Linked DNA regions of Homo sapiens: region 1 is linked to region 2. Evidence: chromatin loops called from intact Hi-C (ENCODE). Cell type or tissue: mammary epithelial cell. All regions are shown on one strand. Each heading gives the region's core, and the rest is flanking DNA. Links, peaks and the distances in the headings are about the cores only. Region 1 has its middle 180 kb from the start of RBFOX1. Region 2 has its middle 120 kb from the start of RBFOX1.

The links. A loop is a pair of places that touch in the nucleus more often than their neighbours do. Peaks named below come from ENCODE experiments on the same cell type or tissue, not always from the same donor. Only the 100,000 strongest peaks of a DNase experiment are listed, where the experiment ranks them.
Region 1: a loop joins it to region 2, with 16 times the contacts of the local background. A loop is called at or near these places in 2 of 110 quality-filtered maps.

Annotation. Positions count from the first base shown.
Region 1 is chr16:5,836,035-5,838,946 of GRCh38, reverse strand. It overlaps a transcript of RBFOX1 not described here. Among named protein-coding and RNA genes, the nearest start is that of RBFOX1, 180 kb to the left of the region's middle. In mammary epithelial cell, for the core only: no CTCF peak of the experiment used is centred there; no DNase peak of the experiment used is centred there.
Region 2 is chr16:5,902,105-5,905,016 of GRCh38, reverse strand. It overlaps a transcript of RBFOX1 not described here. Among named protein-coding and RNA genes, the nearest start is that of RBFOX1, 120 kb to the left of the region's middle. In mammary epithelial cell, for the core only: no CTCF peak of the experiment used is centred there; a DNase peak (open chromatin) is centred at 1,686.

The sequences.
Region 1 (2,912 bases), core at 287-2,786, 66 kb after region 2:
TTCCTCCAGCTGAGAAGCACACCTCTCAAAGTCATCTTGAGCAAGGAAACTACCCTCTGGGTTTCTCTTTCCTGATTTGTAAAATGGTGTGAGAGCTCACTGAGGTAGTCTGCAAAAAGTGCTTAGTTCACGTTAACTGTAACAACTACTGTTTGCAGAGAGAGATTTTTTTGCGCTTGCTTTGTGACTGAGCTGTCACCAATATTAGAACTGAAAGCAATGAAGATATTCATCCATCCAAATTCCCACTTTGCAGATAAGAAAACAGAGGTCTAGAGAGAGAAAGTGACTGCTGGGCCCCAAAGATGAAAAAACAGGCTAACATGGATGTCCCAAAGTATCATTGGAAGAAAGACAGAATTTATCACCCTTGATCTAACAACCAAAGAGGACGGGCAGCCAAACAGTCATCTAAGCACATGAGATAGCAAGTTTCCCGTTCCCGGCTCATCTGCAGCATCCTAACTGGATGGGAGCCAGAATAGGATATATGATTGTATTTACCAGTGGGCCATTCTTGTTCCTCTCCACCGTCACTGGCTGCAATGATTTAACGACCACCAGACAGCCATCAGCAACTACTGGGTGGCATCCCTCCACATGCTCGCTGCATTCAAGGATAACTCTGTGCAGGTGTACATGTGGAAAGAGGCAGGCCGCCACCCATACCTCAGGAGCTGTTGTCACCTGGAACACACGTGGCAAGATCAGACACCACGCAGCTACATCTCCTACGTAATGTGTGGTAATGTGAGCATAGTACTTAAGGTGAACAAAGTGGATGATTCCAGCATTCTGGTGTTGTATTCTTTCAATATGTAATATGGAAATTAACAAAATTAACCTTGCATCATCTTCTGCCATGTAGTAAAGAGAATTATGTTTTCAAGCCCCCCCGCCAAAAAAAATTATGCAGCAATGTCACATTAAAAGTAACAACTAGCCCTAGAACTGGAGTCCACAGACATCCAGAATGCTGTACCTGTGTTGCCTCTTTCCGAAGCAGCCATCTGACACAGTCTTCTCCAAGCGCCCAACCTACCTCCCACGGGGTCCTCTGCCCCAGCCAACTCAAGGATTTATTGAGAACAGACTTCTATGCCACCAAGCATGGTCAATACTAAGGATAGTGTGATCAATGAGATAAGCACCCTGCCTTCAGGGAAGTCTGGTTGGGAAAGCCAACGTTATATAAATAATTACTGATGGTCTGCAATATAAACCACATGGAGCTCTAAAGGTAAAACAGGAATGGGGATAGAACTAAAAATCCTCACCCAGTTCTGTTGCCTGTACCCGCAAAAGAGGACCAGGAACCTCTCAGGAAAAAAAAAAAAAAAGAGGGGGCTGGCATCAAGACTTTCCCTGTGAGGTGCTTTTCCACCTCCTCCTGCCCCAACACAAGGGACTGTGTGGTAACCAGTGGGGTTGGGAGTGGGAATGTCTGTGGAGGAGGGCAGAGGGTGGCTGAGAGTCGTTGCAATTCTGAAGCTTATGCAATCTCTCAGAAAGCCCATGTCTGAGTCAGACTTGGACTGGGACAAAAATTAAACAATGTGTCCAATAAGATCTCTTAGGATTCTGCCAGCTGGACAAACCCTCATCTTAATTTGTTATTCTAGGACCCTTGGGGCTGTATCTGTGAGGGTGTTTCAGGCAGAAGATGCAGTTTGTGTGTAGTTAAAAAAAAAAAACTGAGAAAAGTCTAGCGGGACTGGAATATAGAGAGCGTGTGCAAAGCCTCCGTGGGAGGAGGAGAGGAGGTGGGAAAGGAGGATCATGAAAGTGGCAGGATTCCAGGGGGATTTGAGCGAAGCAGGAGAGACTGAGGGTTGGGAAAGGAGGCTAGAATTATGAATGAGTGTCCCCTAAGAAGGGACCTCCAAATCATGTCAGGGAATACGGGTACTTCTGCAAGTGACCAGGGACCACGCAAGGGCTCTAGGGAAGACTATCACATGACCCAGTTTCCCTTAGGAACATGTCTCCAGCTTCAGTGTGGAGGATGCATTGGAAGAAGTGAGGTTGGAGACCAGGAAACAAGTCAGAAGACAAGTAAGGAGCTAAGATCCTTAGCAAGAAAGAGGTGGCCTGGGCTGATGTGGACAAGCATTCTCATCTGGGTGCTTCTCCCCTTCAGGCAACTTTTGGCAATGTCAGGAGACATTTGTAGTTGTCACAACTGGGCGTGAGGAGGGATGCTAATGGCATCTAGTGGGTAGAGGCCAGGGATGCTGCTGAACATCCTACAACACACAGGACAGCTCCCCCGCAACAAAGAATAACCCAGCCCCCAAACGTCCACAGTGCAAAGTTTGAGAAATCCTGGGACAGGGTGGGGAAATGGAGATGGAGATTTGAGATGTGCCTGGAAGGCAGAACTGGCAGGACTTGGGGATGAAGTGGACGTGAAGGGCAGAGAATAAGGAAGTATGGAGGATGGCTCCTAAAGAAGAAGGTGGGTCATGGTTCTGTTCACTGAGATGGGGAGCAGAACAGGGGGAGCAAGTGACAGGTATGACTGAGTGTCTCCATTTAGGACCTGTTGAGGATCATGCTCCCAGATGTTTGCAGAGGAAAACTCTGCCTCAGAACTACCCCACTGCCAGGCAAAGGGTCTTGGAGCTTCCTTTCTGCACTAAACTTCTCGTGCCCTGCCTGTCTACCTGGACTTCCCATGTCCCAGGGTCTCAAGCCTTTAGGTTTCTCTCCTGCTAGTTGGGCTCCCCTGGGCCCAGCCTCACCCCCCAGCTGCAGAGCCCATGTCCCCCTTGGTGCTGGCGGCGGTAGCAGCAGACGGAGCTGCCCTCCCCGGCTCAGCCTCCAGTCACTGCACAGCCTCACGACTAATTAAACATCTGCTGCAAGCTACAATTTGCTAAATTGCCTCACACTCTAACTTCTGGCAGGGA
Region 2 (2,912 bases), core at 274-2,773:
TATTTTCATCTGATTACCTCTCTTTTTTTTTTTTTTTTTTGAGACGGAGTCTTGCTCTGTCGCCCAGGCTGGAGTGCATTGGTGCGATCTCGGCTCACTGCAAGCTCCGCCTCCCGGGTTCACGCCATTCTCCTGCCTCAGCCTCCCGAGTAGCTGGGACTACAGGCGCCCACCACCATGCCCGGTTAACTTTTTGTATTTTTAGTAGAGACAGGGTTTCACTGTGTTAGCCAGGATGGTCTTGATCTCCTGACCTCGTGATCTGCCCACCTCAGCCTCCCAAAGTGCTGGGATTACAGGCGCGAGACACTGTGCCCGGCCCATCTGATTATCTCTTCAAGATGCTGTCTTCAAAAGCAGTCACATTCTGAGGTACTGAGGGCAAAGACCTCAACATAGAAGTCTTTTCAAGGGGGAACATTTCACATCTTAGCCCAAGATAGGGACAGAGACCACACCATGGTCTGAATGCACCTGCCTGCCTTCCGCCTACCCACTCCCACCACCATCCCCACATTCTGCTTGTCTTGATTTTTCTCTCTCAGAGGCTTTTAGCGAGGAGGTTCCCCATATTTCCTGCCCTGAGGGCAGAGTGAAAAATATATAATGCCCTGAGACAAAACGAGCTCCTAAACACCTGTCCCCAAGTGATGGAGCAGCCTCTGCTGGGAGCAGGCATCAAAGTCGAGGGGAAGCTTTGTATTCTGCTGGCCTGACTTACAAGGTAAAGTGGCATGCAGATTTCTTATTTAATAAATTCCCACAGAAAATTAGTTTTTCACAGTGGGAAGAATTTCAAGGCTTGCCGAGATGAGCGGGCAGGATCTAATCACTGTTGAGGCTTTGTGCATACACCAGGCATTGCCGATCTCCGAATGATCCAATTACTCTGCGGAGGCCCATTCGCCTTACCTGCATACTAATCATGACACAGGGGAGCAGGGAACATGCTGGCCTTTTCGGGAAGCTCCAGACGCACATGGCTGCCTCGCTGACCTTCTGCCAATTACATTCATCTCCATTCTATTAGCTCATATTTTGCCCGAAGGTGACATATACCCAGCTTAGAGGAAAACGTGCCTCCACCAGCTTCCCTCAGCAAAGACAGAGGAAGCCAGCTCTGGTGAGCACATGCAGGGCTTGCACCAACCAAGGCCCCCGCATCTGCTTTCCTATGGTCCCTCGCAATGAAAACTGGTCAATTCAGGGGGATGCATCCTTCCTGGGGCACACAGAAACATCTAAGTCAGCCTAGCTCTCATAGGTAGTGTTTGTGGGGTGGGAGGAGGAGAGACAAAGTGGTGAAATGGGGTCACATATCTAAGGCCAAGCATAAATTTTACTATTAGAGGTGCCCCCAAACACATAGACTTTTTTTCAGCCTCTGAGTTCTCATAGGTCTAATGGGGGCAAACCACTCCCACGGCTGCAAGAGACAGTGTTTTTGTCTGGCTGGCCCCTGCCTGTCTCCTTTCTATCCACTTATCATCCTCTTCCTTCTGTCCAAATGAGCTTAAGTTGTTTTATGGACCAGATGAGAAAGAGGAGCACACAGCAACTGTACCCCATAAATGCCCCCTTTTGCAAACAGGGATCTGCCCAGCCGCTTTGTGTCATGTTGCTACTGAGTAATAGGAAGTGTCAGGAAGAATAGGCATAGTCACGCATGACTTCTCAGAGGACAGGTTGATACTGGAGCATGCACAGCAGGGAGGGCAAGAGGGAGGATGACGAAGCAGTGGTGAAATATGTCAGAGCAACAAGGTAGAGTGGAGAATATTATGGCAGGTGTTAGTTTAGGAGACTGTCTTCTGAAACACTGCATGGGTTTACATTTTCCAGTGCAGAACATATTTCCCATACAGACATGCATACATACACACTCACATACACACACCCACACCCACACACACACACCCACACACACCCATCTAATACAAACAGTAAGTCGGCTCAGGCAAGTCCAAGAAAAGGCTAGGAGCCTAACCATGGGAGGCTGGAAAGGGGTGCACACGTTTGTTGAGGGTGGGGGAGTTTAGAAACACTTACCTGAGATAAGAACTGTAGTAGAGACAAGGGCAAGGTTAGCACATGGTCACTTCGATACGCGTCAAAGTGTCCATGTGGGCAGAGCTTGGAGGTGAGCAGCAGATCCTGGGGGTCTCTTTGTGAATGATACACTTTTAGTTCAGTGTTTAAAGAGTGGCAACTACAGGCCAGACAAGGCGCTTGGAATCAAAAAAAGGAGGGTGGATAGAATAAGAGATTGATGAAGGCTTCTTGTCCTCTATGATTAAATAAGGCCGGGCACGGTGGCTCATGCTTGTAATCCCAGGACTTTGGGAGGCCGAGGTATGCAGATCACTTGAGGCCAGGAGTTTGAGACCAGCCTGGCTAACATAGTGAAATCCTGTCTCTACTAAAAATAAAAACATCAGCTGGCCATGGTGGCAGGCACCTGCAATCCCAGCTACTCGGGTGGCTGGCGCGGGAGAATCACTCGAACCTGGGAGGCGGTGGCTGCAGAGTAAGCCAAGATGGCATCACTACGCTCCAGTCTGGGTGTCAGAGCAAGACTCCATCTCAAAAATAAAAATAAAAATAAATTAATTAATTAAATTAAGGAACATCTCTTCAAAGAAAGGCAGCAGAGCATTTCTCTGTGGGAAAACAGAGGATGAGACTCACCCAAATTTGGGTTCAAATTCTAGCTCTATTATTTGTCAACTGTGGCTCTTAGGCTAGGGTGCAGAATTTCTCTAAGCCTCAGTTTACTCATCTATAAAATGGGAACATTAATTCGTACTTAATGGGTCTGTTGTAAGGGTGAGAGAGGGCGATAAATAAATTTTCTGGAATATTTTCTGACTCATGGCAGGTGAACAATAATGGGTAATTGACAGTATTTAGAG